4 separate regions of the Homo sapiens genome follow, and all the other regions are linked to region 2. Evidence: chromatin loops called from intact Hi-C (ENCODE). Cell type or tissue: PC-9. All regions are shown on one strand.

What was found. Hi-C counts contacts between places; a loop is a spot of excess contacts. Peaks named below come from ENCODE experiments on the same cell type or tissue, not always from the same donor. Only the 100,000 strongest peaks of a DNase experiment are listed, where the experiment ranks them.
Region 1: it touches region 2 in a loop (4-fold over the local background); 5 of 110 quality-filtered maps call a loop at or near these places.
Region 3: it touches region 2 in a loop (4-fold over the local background); 6 of 110 quality-filtered maps call a loop at or near these places.
Region 4: a loop joins it to region 2, with 2.6 times the contacts of the local background. A loop is called at or near these places in 7 of 110 quality-filtered maps.

The regions. Positions count from the first base shown.
Region 1 is chr6:6,967,602-6,971,601 of GRCh38, forward strand. No RefSeq gene overlaps it. Among named protein-coding and RNA genes, the nearest start is that of LINC03055, 84 kb to the left of the region's middle. RefSeq lists an enhancer at 1,095-1,389. In PC-9, no CTCF peak of the experiment used is centred here; DNase peaks (open chromatin) are centred at 1,550 and 2,370; H3K27ac peaks cover 2,712 bases.
Region 2 is chr6:7,048,668-7,052,667 of GRCh38, forward strand. No RefSeq gene overlaps it. Among named protein-coding and RNA genes, the nearest start is that of RREB1, 57 kb to the right of the region's middle. RefSeq lists an enhancer at 2,639-3,140 and silencers at 2,972-3,091, 3,122-3,571. In PC-9, no CTCF peak of the experiment used is centred here; DNase peaks (open chromatin) are centred at 1,524, 2,324 and 3,334; H3K4me3 peaks cover 2,434 bases; H3K27ac peaks cover 3,005 bases.
Region 3 is chr6:6,802,110-6,806,109 of GRCh38, forward strand. No RefSeq gene overlaps it. Among named protein-coding and RNA genes, the nearest start is that of LINC03055, 82 kb to the right of the region's middle. RefSeq lists enhancers at 936-2,135, 1,445-1,624, 1,875-1,934, 1,945-2,084. In PC-9, no CTCF peak of the experiment used is centred here; a DNase peak (open chromatin) is centred at 1,642; H3K4me3 peaks cover 312 bases; H3K27ac peaks cover 3,298 bases.
Region 4 is chr6:6,723,118-6,727,117 of GRCh38, forward strand. The region is part of intron 2 of LOC101928004 (a long non-coding RNA gene); the gene reads right to left. LOC101928047 (a long non-coding RNA gene) reads left to right here. Exons shown (of 6, transcript XR_001743949.2): 5 at 1,664-2,183. Among named protein-coding and RNA genes, the nearest start is that of LY86-AS1, 100 kb to the left of the region's middle. RefSeq lists enhancers at 1,666-2,359, 1,676-1,735. In PC-9, a CTCF peak has its summit at 1,549 (motif pointing right); no DNase peak of the experiment used is centred here.

The sequences.
Region 1 (4,000 bases), 81 kb before region 2:
CTCACTAGAATGAGAATGTCCTTCTCTGTGCTGTCAGTGGTGTCTCTGAAATGTTTAGATCCAGACTTGGCCTTTAAACTCCTGCTTTGTGAGAATCAACAAATAGATGAGAATACTCTGTATTACAAGCAAGCATCGTGCCTGCTGGCTTTAGGCTCCCCAAAGAAATGAGATTCCAGAAGTTCATCTGTTTCAGGATTTTTTCTGTGTTTTTTTTTTTTTTTTTTTCTTGGAGAAAGGTTCTCTCTCTCTGTCACCTGGCTGAAGTGCAGTGGTGAGATCATGGCTCGCTGCAGCCTCCAACTCATAGACTCAAGCAGTCCTCCTGCCTCAGCCTCCCAAGTAGCTGAGACCACATGTGTGTGCCACCATGCCCAGCTCATTTGTTTTTTATTTTTTGCAGAGACAGGGTCTCCCTATGTTGCCCAGTCTGGTCTTAAACTCCTGGACTCAAGAGATCCTCCTGCCTCAGCCTCTCAAAGTGCTGGGATTACAGGCATGAGCTACCACTCCCGGCCTCAGAAGCTGATCTGAATAGGAATAAACGTAGAGTAAGAAGTGAGACAGAGGTTTTTGTTTTGTTTGCAGCTGTCCTTTCCACAAAAGAACTACAAAAAACACAGCACCTCCATCCCTTCTGCCTTCTAAACTAAAAAGGAACGCAGTCCACAGGCCTTTGACTTTATCTTTCTGAGCTGTTTCTAAACTAGGCTCCACCCCACCCAACCCCTTGTACCATTACCCAAGTCTGTGGTTCTCAAAGGTGGTCCAAGGACCAGCAGCATCAGCATCATCTAAGAACTTATGAGAAATGCAGATTCTCAGGCCCCACTCCGACACACTGAATCAGAAATACTGGGGTGGGGCCCGGCCATCAGTGTTTTTATCAAGGGCTCTAGGGAATTCTGATACACACTCAAATTTGAGAGCCACTGCCTAGTTCCTTATCACAGCACTTACTGCAAGCTGAGTTGTCTTGCTTATTTATTTAGATGTCTTATTTCTTGTCCTCCTTCACTGGAGGATTTCAGCTGCATGAAAGCTGGGACCTTGTCCATGTGGCTCAGGGCTCTGCACCTTCTGTGACTTAGAAAGTGGCCATCACGTAATAGGTGCACAGTAAATATTTTTCAAATAAACAAACAAATCTTCCAATGTTTGCTTGTTTTCCTCAATTTCCAAGGAGCTGGCCCTGAACAATCCCAGAAGTTAAAGCACCCTTGTGAGTCATCTGGGCAAGCAGCTGGTTATCTACTGGGTGATAAGGCTCCAAGGACAGGAGGTGAATGCTGCACAGCCTGACCCCATGTCCCCTTCGCCCAAATCCCCAAGGCTGGAGTGCCCCTTCACAATCGTGCTGAACTCACCTTTCCCTATTTCAGAGGCCTGATGTTGTTCCACCACCGAGACATCCTGGACTCATGAATGGATTCAGGATCACCAAGGAGATTTCTTGTACAGGTGAACCAACTCTTGGCTGCCCATTCCTCTGCAGAGTCCTCCCTCCCTCAGGGCACCCTCCCCTTCTCCACTAACTACCACACCCAGGGAAGCAGAAGCCAGTTGTCACTATGATGCATAAAGTCCCATCTCCAGGTTACATAGCCGAATTGTTTGAGAAGTTCTTCCCTTATTAGTCGAAAGGGCAGGAAAGGCAGATCTTGGGGGAAGAGACAAGAGAAACAGCCATTCAGAAAAAAGAAAGATCATCGCTGCTTCTCACACCAACCGGTGCTCATTTTATCTCAGGGAAACACTCATAAGCCTAAAATGTACACATCATGATGACCGTTCCTCAAAATAAGGAAACTAAGGCTTAGAGGGTAACTTTTCCAGCCAGATGTGTGGTGGCTCACACCTGTAACCCCAGCGCCTTGGGAGGCCGAGACAGGTGGATCACTAGAGGCCAGGAGTTTGAGACCAGCCTGGCCAACATATAGTAAAACCCTGTCTCTACCAAAAATACAAAAATTAGCCGGGTGTGGTGGTGGGCACCTGCAGTCCCAGCTACTCGGGAGGCTGAGGCAGGAGAATCGCTTGAAACCCGGAGGCGGAGACTGCAGTGAGCAGAGATCACGCCTCTGCACTCCAGCCTGGGCGACAGAGCGAGACTCTGTCTCAAAAAAACAGAGAATATCTTTTCCAAGATCTTACAGTGGACCATAACCCTAACTCGGCTCTGACTGCAAAGCCTTTCTTCATCTCTGGCCCCTCCCTTCCGTGGCCCTGCCAGCAGCCGTTCACCCAAACAGGGAAAGAGAGAATGCATTTTCAGGAGGGAATAAGCCAGGTGACTTGAAGAGCCAAGAGGACACCTGGCTTCTGGCGTCTCCACCCACCGCCCTGCCCTGAGGCTGCCACGCCTCTCTTCCTGGATTTGCCCTGGGCCTGCCTGGGATGGTTAATATTAACGAGCACTGAGCACCTTCAGGTTCCCAAGGCCCCTGTGGAAGGTGGGATGCTGACTCACAGCCTACGTGGCAGCCACATGTTTCCACAGCTCCCAGCAGCAGCAGCCAGCAGGCGCCTCCTATGTCCTACGGGCTAACAGGAGGAGACCCCTGATTAGGGCAAGGAAGGGGAAGTTGCTGTTTTCAATGTCTCCATTGGAGGAGGGAGGCTGGAGGGGCTGTTAGCAATGGAGGGAGAAGGAATTCTGAGCAGCTTCACAAAAAGCTTCCATGAGATGGCTTCCCACTGTCCCCTCTGCCTTTTACATCTCTAAAGGATTGATCCGCTTTTACCCAATCACACCAACTAACACGCAAGGGGAGGTTGGGATGTCGTGGCATGAAGATTTACAAAAAGCGCACTGGCACAAACGAGGAAGGGCTTAATGCTACCCTGCAGGATGCTCAGGACCTCCAAAGAGAGCGTGAGGATTCCAAAGGCCAAGTCCCCAGGTCAATCTGCCACTCACTCCACCCTCACCCTCTGTCCAAACAGCACCTGGGGCTTTCAGGTTGAAAGGTCTCTAGGTGAGGATGGGGATACTGGGCTCCCTTCTTCCTGCCCCCTGTGTGCCTCTCATCAAAACCAAATGAAAACGTGATGTACAATTACAAACACAAGAGACAGTAGGACCAACAAACTTAAATCTCATTATCCTGAATGGAAGCTTGCCCTGCTTCTCGGGGATGCCTTTGAATCTAAGAGACTGGGAGATGCTGAGACAGGCATGGGTATGTTGGCACGCGTGCAGCCATCCTCTCTACTGTGATGTTCCCAAGAGTGTTAGAAACCTCAATGAGTTCAAATAAAGCCACTCCCACCCCTGAGCAAGGGGTACTGGAGGAAGGTGAAATCGGCTCAGGGTAGTTCAGGGAGGAAGGCGAGAACCACCCCTGGGCAGAAGGGAGGATGCCAGGCACCGGCCACAGTCAATCTAGCCCTCGGCCACAGCCCTGAAATAAAGCCCTGGCTTTCGGGAGCTGGAACTCACATCGCTTCTGCGCCGCTGCAACATGCCTGGATGCTCTGCGCTGTGGGCGCTGGCTCATCGCCCCTCTGATTCACACCGTTATTAAACCAGCACTCGGGCAAGAAGCAAAATCGTCCAGGGCCCAGCACTCTGGGCAAAAACTGAAGAGCACGCAACCTCAGAATACACGGATGGGGAAACAAATGGTGTGGCTGCTCAGCCCACTTTCCGTTCCAAATGATGTCTACATGTCCCCCTGGAGCAGAGGAAAGCCACAGGTGGAGAAGCCGAGCTCTCTCTGGACTACACTGGCTTCTCCCTGGCATCACCCTTTCCCATTGCTGTGACGCCCTGACTTAAGCACCAGAACTAACCCACGGGGCCGCAGCATCCCTCGCCAGCCCATGCCCCAGCTGCAGGTGACATCACGTGGCTGACATCAGGCCTGCAGTCTGGGTTAGCTGTGCTGGGGGCCCAGAAGCTGTGGCTCCCTCGCACGACCCTGGTTTCGACAGTGGGTTAAAGTTCAGAAGCGGCCTGGTAAAAACATCCCTGGTGATAAGCTGCACCTTTCCTGGC
Region 2 (4,000 bases):
TTTCTCATATTTGTCTTTCTATCATCAAAGTCCAGGGTCCTGTCTGGAGCCTGGTAGGTTCTCAATAAGTGCTTGTTACATAAATGAATGGGAGGGTATGCAATCTGAGGGTAAGAATGGTGGCTCCATCTACCTTACAGGATTACTGTACCGTGAAATGAGCTAATGCACATAAATTCACATTTTATATTTGTATTTTAAACATTCTAAGTAGGATATTTTATTTGCTTATAAAAATCTCTGCTTTACTTCTTACCTTTAGTAAGGGATTAGTGAGGTAGATTTTTCTTTCCTATGCTCAATTTTTTTTTTTTTTTTTTTCCAGAGACAAGGTCTCACTCTGTCACTCAGGCTGGAGCGCAGTGGTGCAATCACAGCTCACTGCAGCTTCAAACTTCTGGGCTTAAGCAATCCTCCCACCTCAGCCTCCTGAGTAGCTGGGACCACAGGCACATGACAACATGCTCAGCTAATTTTTTGTTTTAAGTTTTTTGTAGAGATGGATTTTTTCGTTGTTGCCCCAGGCTGGTCTCATCCTGACCTCAAGAGATCCTCCTGCTTTGGCCTCCCAAAAGGCTGGGGTTACATGTGTGAACCATCACATCTGGCCTTCTATCTCCAATTTCATTTGTCTTTGGAAAATTGTACATGCCTCCTGCTCTTTTTTTTTTTTTTTGAGATGGAGTTTCACTCTTATTGCCCAGGTTGGAGTGCAATGGTGGGATTTTGGCTCACCGCAACCTCCACCTCCCAGGTTCAAACGATTCTCCTGCCTCAGCCCCCCGAGTAGCTGGGATTACAGGCATGCGCCATCACGGCCAGCTAATTTTTTGTATTTTTAGTAGAGATGGGGTTTCTCCACGCTGGTCACGCTGGTCTCCAACTCCTGACCTCAGGTGATCCTCCCGCTTTGGCCTCCCAAAGTGCTGGGATTACAGGCATGAGCCACCGCGCCCAGCCTAGAGTACACTTTCATGTGCTCACCACCCTTTCTTATTTTTCTATAACAATGTTTTGGGGGACTTTTTGTAAGTAATTGGGGAGTGGCTTAGTGCCAGTCTACTTTAAATAAGACATTTTTATTGACTCCTACAAATTAAAATAATGCAGGAGGTAGTGTAACATGGATTAGATATATCAGATGCATGAATTTTCCGACATACTAAATGTTCACTGGAACCAGTTCTCTAAAGATGGTCCTGATTCAGTTTCCACTACAGCCAAATGTGAACAGGTCTGCCTCTGAATGTTTCCTCAAATGGTCTTTCTCTTTTTGGTAATTATACTAAAATTTAGTTTATCAGTTGATGATTCCTAATGACACCATTTTGAAACGTGAACACTTCTCTCAACCCTGTTCAAATCTGGCACAATTCCTAGAGCAGCAGAGCAGCAGTACCCAGAAGGAACACTAGCCCTGGGCAAAATCCTCACCAAAAAAAACCAAAAAACAAAAAACAAAAACGGTGACTGAACAAACATACTTAGGAAAGTTTTCATATTATAAACTCTTCGTGGTGATTCACAAACACCTTAGCACATCAAAGATTCTGAAAGGCCTTACACTGCTGTATTTATTTCTTGTGTAACAAATATACTTGATTTAACTTGCTTAACTCAGCATTTCTCAAACTTCCTTATTTTATGGACCACTAAGAAAGAAAATCATAGCCAATTAAACTATGACCCAATGCTAAGATGGCACCAAATAGAAGACATCAGAGATGTTAACATTCAAAACTGTGTATATCTGGGAATAAATGTGTTGTGATATATGACCACAGAGCCCTTTTTTCAAATATAACTTAAGGCCATATTGAAGATTTAGTTCTTTGGAATGGTATTCTGGAAAACTACGCTCTAGCCTAGACTTTCATAATTATTTCAGAGGAAAAGGGTAGAAGGTTATTTTTTTTTTCATTAAGAAGTAAAAGAAAATAATGTCGTGGGATTAGAGAAAAGAGAAAAAGAAGTAAAAGAACCAAAAATGTTGAATCCAAAAAAAGAGAAATACTGTTCACCCGTTCGTGGTGTGAAATAAATTGACCTTATCCAGTTAAAAAGTAATTTCCAGGTACACATCACAATGTAACTGTCCAGCTGGCCTCATGAACATGCAAATCTCTTTAAATTAAGATGGCATGTAATTAAATCGTTCAGCTGGTTGCCAGGCTTCTCCGCGCAGGTAGTTTACTTTCGCTTGAAATAACCCCTTTGCGTCTGAAGATCCCCACACCCTGAAGTGACTCAACTTCATAACACCACCATTGAAATCTCTAGCTTTACAGGCAATAGGCTTGGCCGGAGAGCATCAGTAACTCGGCAGTGAGTCAGATGAAGAGCTCTGGGGAGGAAGGTTGGAGGCTAAGTTTGCTTGCAGGGAATGGGTGCGGTTGAGCGCCCGGGCCTGGCCAGAGCCTCCCAGTTTACATCCTGCTTCCCTGTTGCCAATCCGACTCCCGGGAGCCGCCCTGAAGGGGTGTGGGCAGAACTTCGGGGACATGGGGTACCATCCCAGGCCGTCCCAGGTTCCCTGTACTTCTGGATTTAGCCCCACTGAAGCTTCAGAATGTCTGAACTACATGAATTCACCTTCCGGGACGCGCACCTGGGACTAGCGAGACCGGCAGGGCTTTGCGCGGTCCTTAAGACCCGGAACAAACACCTGATGACCCCGGGGTCACCTTCACACTCTCCTCTGCCCCACACCTCGTAGCCCCCGCCGGCGGCCTCCTTCCAGGCTGGGGCCTGCCTCTCCAGGCGGCGTCCCCCGAGGGCGGCTGCGGCGCGGAGCCGGGCGGTAGGGCAGCAGCCCTGCGGCGGCTCGGGAAGAACAACTTGTGCGAACTGGGCCGCGCTTCCCCCGGGCGCTGCATCCGCCTTCCGAGATGCTGGCAGCCCGGGACGGCCTAGCGCGGCCCTCTCCTTATTTATCCACCGAGCACAGTTTCCATGGTTCCGCCGCCATCCTTCCGCCCCCTTCCTCGCGCGGAGCCCAGCGGCAGTCGAGGGCCTGGCTGGTGTGGGGCTGCGGGGTGCGTGCGCGGCGCGGGGCCCGGGCGTATTTTTCAAGCCTCGGGGCGCGTGGGTGCGCCCCCCAACTCCTGTCCCCCGAGAGGCTGTGCCACTTCCGCAGCCCCAGCCCAGTCCCTTCCCCACTGGGCCGCACCTCCAGTCTGCCCGCAAGGCGCCGCGCAGCCCCCGGCCCGGCCCGGTGGCGCGGGGGAGGGGCGCGCCGGGCAGGCAAAGTTGCTGAGTTGCTCTGCACGCTCAGAAGTTGCAGCTGCGACGGCAGCTTCCCTCCCCCTTCCTGCACTGGGCTACCCGGAACGCACACCCACCCGTCACCACCCGCTACCTGCCCTCGCCCCTGCGGCCCCGGCCGGGACTCCACAGCATCCCCACCCTGCGCCCGCGAGGAGCCCAGGTTTCCAGCGGAGTTGGGCTGGGGGCGGGCGCACCCCATCTCCCCGCTCCGCCTCGGGGGAGGCGGGTGATGCGTGGAGGGGGTGGTTAGGATCCCCTCTACCGAGTCGCCGCTTGCCTGCGGCGCTTTTGCACTTTCCTAAGCTGAGCAGCTGTGCAGGCGTCGCCCGCCGGCCCCTGCGCCCTCCTAGCAAAGCGGGGTTTGCAGAACGGGAACTGGGCGGTCTTCCCATTCCCTCCCGCAAGGAATTTTGCTGTGAGGGTGGAGAGGGGGCGGCGGGGGGCTCGGCTTGGGGCTGAGGTTGCCAACAGGTGCTCGCGGGTCCATGTGACCGAGGAGGGAGCGCGCAGGGAAGCCGGGGGTGGGGGTGGGGGCGGGGGCAGGCTCCCTCGGCGTCCCCCCCGTAGTGCCCGACGCCGGGTGCACCCAGCCGGCAGCTGTCTGGGGAGTGCTCGCGGATGGCTCCTCGGAGCGCTGGCGCCCTCGCGGCCTGTCTGGGAGGAGGAGGAAGAGGAGGGGGAGGGAGGGGACGCGAAAGTGGGTCAGGAATGTAACTGGATGCTGCATACCCCC
Region 3 (4,000 bases), 250 kb before region 2:
GCTCTCCTCTCTGGGCCTGGAATGGCTCCTGCCTCAGTTTACCCATCTGAAAACTACCTAATGAGACGCATCCTCGGCCCAGGGGTGGGAAAGGATGAGTGAGTGGAGGCAAGGGGGATGGCCCGGGTGGCCGGCTGCATTCTCTGCTGTCCACCCTCCTGCCCTCCTTCTGGCCACGTCACCTCTCCTCCCTCTCCTTGAATCAGATTGACCCAATAACAGCCTGATCATCCAACTTCCACCCCATAGGCATCTCCCAAGACACACTGGGTTGAGAATGACTGTGCTGCCACTCCTCACCGAAAATCTCTCCCTTCTATGAACACCTCCCTGCTGGGACCAGCCCTCCCTCTCAGGTCGCCAGTTGCCGCACCAGCCCTTGTTGCGTGCTGGGGACAACACCATCACTTAGCTCATCACAGTCTCTTCTTGCCCCCTCAGTGTCGTTCTTGGCTTCCACAAGGGTGCTGGGCTCCTGACATCAGCACCCAGCTCCTTGGGACACACCCCCCTGCCATCTGCTTGAATCAGGAGCCAACATAGGGAGGCAACCTGGAGTCCTCAGGGTCCCTATGAGCTGGGGACAGAGCGGTCATCATTACTTACACGGTCAAGATGTCCTCTTTGTTCTTGGTCATGAGCTTGTTCTTTGTTGGAGGGAAAAAAATTGAGGGATGTTATTCTTTAATAAAAGTTTAAAGAAAAAAGAGTGGAGGGAGTGGCGAGGAGCCAGGGAAGAGGATGTTGTAGAAATCGGGAGAGGGGAGATGAGGGAGCACCTGCTCGGAGACAGTCCTTTTCAGGCCATGCAGTGACACCTGGACCTCGAGGTGAGCCACAAGCACGGTGGGATGCTTCCCGTCCATGGCACCACCGCAGGGGCTCCCTACGGGATCTGAAGGGTGAGGAAGGTGAGGACGGCCACCAACCGAGACAGCGTGGGCCAAGCTGGGTTCTCTGACCCAGCCCTTTCACGTGCCTAGTGTGGCATCAGCAAACAAAAAGGAACTGTGCGCACTGCCCTTGTCCCCCTCCCCAAGCCCTGGAGAAGCCCTGCAGTCCTGCTCTGTCGGATGAGGCTTTGTCACAGAGGAAGCATTGCGTCCGTCATTGCTAATGATGAACAGGTGACAGGGTACTGCCAAGTGCTGAACCTCATGAGGGCACAAGCAAGCCACCCACCAGGAATTAAAGGGAGTCACAGGGTTTACTCAGAACAAGCCAGGTGCCTTTCAAGCAGGGATTGTGTAATCCTCACCATAACCTAATCAGGTCTATGTCAGAGCCTCATCTTGCAGATACAAACACTGAGGCCCAGAGAGGCTGTCATACATCACGGTTGCACAGCAGCTGGGGGAGCCGGGATTTGAACTCAAGACTCCAAAGCCCTTTCTCCTTGCCTTGCCCAAGATGCCCTCTTATGAGATCGGCAGGCAGCCTTGTTATCATTCAGCAGCTAAAGCTGTGGCCAGAGGAAGGTGGAAAGGTGAGGACACACTGCTTCTCCTCACAGTCCAGCGAGTCCCTGCCCGACTCCTGCCCTGCCTCAGGGGAGGGAAACACAAAAAGGCAGATCCTTTCCTGGTGCTGGACACACCCCGTGACGTGTCCCAGGGGTACATGGATGCCTCTGTCATGAGTGAGCCTTCGAGGCCGGGCGAGCACCAAGCGTCTTGCAGTGCTGAGACACACCTGGGGCCAGGCTCCTCCTTCAGGGAGGAAGAAAGATGTGGCAAGATGAGTAATGAGGCCGGGCAGGGAGGAACCTGGCTGGTTTCAGTTAACGCAGGTTTGGGGAAGCACCCAGCTAGCTTCAGTTCAGGACACCACTAGGCGAGGAGGGCACCTCTCTTCACGGTTCTGTTCCATCGTGATGTCTGTCCTAAGCAAATGCTGTCTATGATCCTTCTGCAATCTTAGTGCCCCAGAAGTGGCTAGGGATCCTTGATTTGGCCATAATGTCCTGCAGATTGGACCTTATTTCCATCTCCCCAGAAGCTTTTTGGAAACAAGAAAGGCCATTTCAGAGTACAGGTGCAAGAGGGCCACAGAAGAGCCTGAGGCTGATGCCAAGCTGATGGGGTGAATCTAGTCCACATGACCCTAGAAGGAATATGTCTGACTTCCTGCTCCAAGACTATGGGAGGGGAAGGAGGCAGGAGGTAGAAAAGGGGGAGGCAGTGTCTGCCTGGCTGGGTTTTAGGGCAAGGGGCAGGAGGAGGGTAGGGTACAGGCCAAGGCTAGCACGACATCAGCCCTGGCTGGACAGAGGTGCTGCTGCCGGCAAGAACCCACCCTCATCCTCATCCTCATCTGTTGCCCACTAAAAACTCCATGGTTTCCACAGAAACAAAACGAGTCCCATCTGCAGGTGGGGCAATCCTCTTGTCCCTCTTTCTGCCTCACCCTCGTTTCTCACTGCCTGTCTCCTCCCTCTCCCTTCTTCTTTTGCATCTCTGTCTTCCCCTGAACCTCTTCCACACCGCCATTCCCTTATCTCCACTCTCCTTCCTCCCCCTCCCATCCTGCTCATGCCCATTTGAAATGGGAGCACACACTGGGCACACTCTGCAGTGCCCCCTCAGGCGCTCCCAACCCTGGCAGCTGTGCCATAAGCTGCCAATTCGTCTCAATATTCTATTTTACCATTCTGGCAATTTTCAGCTATGCATGAGATCTCTCAGAATATTGCCTTTGCTTTACTTCTAGGTGTGGCATTAGGACTAAGTCTGGGCCAGTGAAAAGTCAGCAGGTATGCTGTGTGCAACTTTCTTTTTTATTTTAGAGATGCGAACTCAAACTCCTGACTCAAGCAATCCTTCCACCTCAGCCTCCCCAGAAGCAGAGACAACAGGCCGGTGCCACCATGCCCAGCATAGTGTCCAACTTTTTAGAAGTGACCACAGATAAAGGCAATGTGCCTCAGTCTTTCCTTTCCACCATCCTTGTTAGCAGGAATGTGGACATGATGGCCGGAGCTCATGCAGCCACTTTGGCATATGAAGTCTATGTCTCAGCCAGTGTATCTACTTCCCAGGATCTGCTCAAGTGTGGTTCCTCTGCTCAGTACCACATTAAACTTCTGAGAGGATCACCTGACATCACCACCTTCTTGTAAACCATGAAAGAGTTTTTATTTTTTTAAATGAGGTTCATTGAGTTTCATGCCATCTGGTGGCAGAGATTACTGTGCCATGACATTTCACCTGCCTGGCCAGGCTGGGCCCATGGTGGTGGATGTTCCTGACTTCCCATGTTGCTTGTAGGCACAACCCAACAGCACATTGCTTCATGCCTCGCGTCACATGCCTCCCACCACCTGCCTCAGGGCTTCCCTGTTACTGTGAAGAGCAAGAAACCCGGGGATCTACTCATTCAGGTAGACACACGGCCTTTCCAGACAAGGTCTGTTGGGCTGAGATGGGCAGGTGGAGAGTCCCCCTGACTCACACCCGCTCACTTACTGGCCCCAGGTCCTGTGTTCACAATGCAGATGCTCCTGCTGCTGTTTCAGGAGCTGCTTTTCCCAGCTAGGAGATGCCAGCTGGTGCCACCTGGAAGTGTGGAGTCCTGCTGCCCCGTGAAGCCAACTTTGACTAATGGGGGACATGGCCAGGCAAATTTTTCTCCCTTCTTCTCATATGTATTATTCCAAGCCCCAGTGGGCCTTTCTAGAGACACTCTGTGAAACTAAACAATTAGCTGCATTTGTTGAAAGCTGGGGCCGGCCTCGTAAAGCACCCCTTTGTATTCTACTCCTTCCTTCTCGGCCTCACCTCTTTCCCCCTTCCTCTTGCTTCCTGGAGTTGCATTCCTCAAGAAAGTATTTGTACATTAGCTTTGGCCTCAGTCTCTGGTTTTTAGAGAACCCAAACTAAGACAGGGAGACACATGGAGGATGGCAAAGAAGAGATGCGGAAGGAGCCGGGGTCCTAAGAATTGTGGCGTTGCCAAACCCCTCCTGGACTGGGGGCTTCTTGGCCTTTAACCTGGGAGAGAA
Region 4 (4,000 bases), 330 kb before region 2:
TCCCTGCTGAACAAGACTGGAAAAACATCTCCCAAAGGCACCTTGTGGCATCTGTAAGCTGTGGGTTGCAGGGGTGCTCATAAAACAAAACTCAAGATAGAAAATACACATATTTCAGACCCAGCTCTGTCCCCTTGAAGCCAGCACTAACAGCCAGCTTGACCCTTTTTCCTGACAATCCCTTACAATGTGGGAGCCAGGGTTCCCACAGGGCCTGAAGAGGACATGCCCGGGGCTCCTATAGCCTTAGAGAGCTGCTCACACGATCTGGGGCTGGATGAGCACCATCAGGCTTATGGAGAGAGACTAGGCCAAAAGTTCAGGCCAGTTCTGTTGAAAGAGAGAACACTTTAAAAAAAAAAATTGTGTTTCTTCAGAATTTGCTCAGGATTATCAGAAAAGAGAGAAGGAAAAAAAAAAACTTTCATCCTCTACAGTTGAGCAGGGAAGGGATGGGGAAAGACTCATTTCCTAATGACAGCCTTTTGTAACTGAAGATCTAAATAAGGTAAAAAATAAAAATGCTTCTCCATTTCTACAAGAAGTGGCCAGCCAGGAAAGGGACTTCTTGTCTAACCCTCCTGTGAAAATGAGGCTCATTCAGTCAGATTTCAACCCAGCCTTCTCCACTTTCTGCCTCCATCACCCTTCCGGGGGCAGAATTTAGCAGTGGTCTGCCACCCCGAGCAGCCGCTCCCACAGGAACTGCCTCATTAAGCTCTGTGACCAGTAACTCCCAACTTAGGAAAAGCTCAAGAAGGACCACTCTGCTTTGTTTGCACTTTTCCAAGAACCCTTACTACATAAAACGTTCTAAACTTGGGAACACTAACTTTTGCACTGTTTCCCACCGAGCCACAGAGCTCGCACCAGCATCACGCTCTCCCTTTGCCAGGATCTGAGCTCGCTGGAGGAAAATACAAGTTCCTCTTTCAGCTTCTTTCCTTCACTTCTGGAGACAAGCTTTCCAGCTACCAAAACAGAACGTTTCCCAGGTTTTCCTCCCACACCTATGAACTTTGTTCCTTGATTAAATCCTAGTTTCCCCTCTAAACAGAACTGGACTATGTCCAACCAATGTCTTCAGTTTCTGCAAACATTAACTCTGATGTTTTTTTTCAAGAGGTTTGTGTTCGGCTTTTGAGTAGGTTCCGGAGGCTGCCAGTGGAAAGTCTGAGGGGGGTATCAGCAGCATTTTACCCCATCCCCCGCATCCCCTCTGGCCAGCAGGACAGGAAAAGGAAGCCTGTTTGCGTGCACGAGCCTGCTGACCGGCCTTTGCCATGCGCTGTGCTTTCCTTTGTAGACACAGAGGGACTGCGAGGGAGGATGAGCAACTCCTTCCTAAGCTGGTAGGGTACATGGCTCCAAGAAACGCTCCTGGTCTGGAGTGGAATGTAGGACCGTTCTCCTCTCACAGCCAGCCACACAAAGCTACCTGTCTTCGGACATCTTTCCCCGACGCTTGAGCAGGCTGCAGGGAAAGGGGCCCGCTTACCCGGAGGAAGGAAACCCTCCGCAGACCCTCCAGGAAGGCAGGCCTGGGGCGCCCCTTCCCCGGGGAGCCTGGAAACCCACAAGGCAGGAGCCATTAGAGGGCAGCACGTGCCTGTCTCATAACACTGAGCAGACTCGTCTTTTTTTTTTCTTCTTCCAATTACAGGGTGTTTCAAAAAGCAAAAGTACCGTGGCTCCAGCGTCAGCAGAAAAACAAGTTAGAAAGACAGGCAGGGGAGGGGGCGATCCCTCCAACTCCAAAGCTGTGCCAGGGAGACACCGCTCTTGGGGAAGTTGGGCTGCAGCCCCCGCACGTGCTAGGAAGATAAGTGAAGGTCCCAACACATCCTGTCCCCTTAGAGCCCCTGGGGCCCAGCAGCCGGGCCCAGCAGCCCGACCCAGCGCCTAGAGCCCATTCGCAGACAGCGCGCTGAGGCGGCTTGGGCGCCATGCCCTTTGGGTTACTCAGCTCTTCAGCCTCCTGGAACGCTAGGACAAAGGAGTGCCTTGGTGCTGGCAGAAGCCGGGGGGCACAGCTGGGTTTTACAAGGAAGGACGAAATCTCATCTCAGCAATCGGGATAGATCAACCGTTGCCCGTCTGAGGTGACCCAATTCAGGGACCAGCCGCTTGGCTCTGAACACACACGTGTCACAACCCCAGCTCGTACCCAGGCCTTGCTAGAGGTAAGAACGTGGCATCCCTCCCTGGGACCAACTCGAGCGCCACTTGGGCGTCCCCTGCCAGGACCGCTCTGCATTGCAAAGGGCCCCTGGGGCGTTCAGGATTGGCCTCTGCCCCTCCTCCCACTGCACCATTCTCTTCTTCCCACCGCACATCTCTTCCTAATTCACCAAGGGGTTCCACCCCAAGGAAGAACTCCTTCGTGCTGGAAAAAGCCTGGGGCAGCACGGTGGGCCTCCCCCTCCATCTGGGTCACCAGAGGCAGGGAGGGAGGAGGCTTGTGTAATCTTACTATTCATTTCTCCGTGCAAGCTCCTCGGGACAGGCCTGAATTCATGATACCATCTCATTGGAAGACCTTTGCCCCCAAAGGGCCTGGGCAGATTGAAGCGTCTAGCAGAGGTGAGGGGTGACAGGTGACCAAACCCCAGCCCTGAGGTCTCACCACCTGCTCACAAGCCCAGAGCTGGGGTGGTGGGGTTCTCACTGCCTTCTCCCCATCCCCCTTCTCATTGCATTTCCTTTCCCCCACTCTGGCCTCGGAACCCAGGCGGCCAGTCCTTAGCCAGTCCCTTCTCGCTGTTGTCCAATCTGTCACTGTGCCTGACTATTCTTTAGGAAGTGGTTACTGTTTGTTGCACACCATTCACAAACACTTCATTTTCAGATCCTGCCCTCTGCACACTACGTGCTAGGACCTTGGCAGGCCCCGTGAGTGGCCAAGTTCCGTACTCTTGGTCATCAGCATCTGATCTGCCTCTGGAACTCCTCTTTCTCCTTCCTTGTTCAATTCAGCGGTTTCAGTTGACAAAGACCAGGGAGCCTCTAACCCCGGGGGCGTACTAACCATAGAAATATCACTCAGTCTAGCATAGAGTGCGCCTATAACTGAATGGGGAACTTCACTGATAGTGCTTCCAGTTTCCAATAGCATTAGGCTAGGTATTTGGACTACATTTCCCACTGACAACCATTTAAAAGCTGGATAAGATATAAAACAACTCAATCTTTCTGTTGAAATTGTCAAATAGTAAGAAGTAATACTGGCTGTTGATCCAGGGAATCATGAGGGACTGAGTCAGTCCTCTCTAATCCTATAGGCATCAGAAAAAATCATGGGTACAGTAATTCCAAAGTCAAACTGACAGGTAGTTTTCATGAAATTTTCCTAGTAAATTATCCCAAAGAACTAATAAGCTGGACAAAAATTATATTGCATGAATATTTATACAATATCTTTTCTGGTAGACTAATTCCACCTAGTTGACAGCTCTGTTAGATTCCTTTGGGGGCCCTCTTGTCTGCCTTGCAGCTGTGCCATTCCTATACAAAGTGCAGAAAGCACCTGCCCTTGTTTGCAGCCATAATGGAAAAAAACCATGCCATTCTACTCTATCCCTCCAATGTCCATAATGCAATTATCAGGTCTCTCGACCTGTCAGATTTTTACTTGCACTCACCAAAAAGGCTTCACTCTTCACCCCTAAGATGGTAGTAATGTAACTACCCCAGTGTTACGGTAAAGGTTTAAATAAGATAATGTACAGAAAACACTGAGCACCACATATCAATAGTAAGTGCCCAATTAATGTTATTCCTATTGTTTTAGCATTAGTATCAACCATAAATGGTTATGATTGCCGTCTTGTTTAAGAACATATCCAACGTTTGAATCTCTTTGGAAACATTGCACCAAATATTCAAACTTTTTCAAAGTGAGACATACTTCCTCATGAAGCAGCCCATCCATCATTGGACAACTTCGGCTACTGTGAAGTGCGTCTCTGTTGAAAATGAAGCCTAACTCCAGTGAACTTAG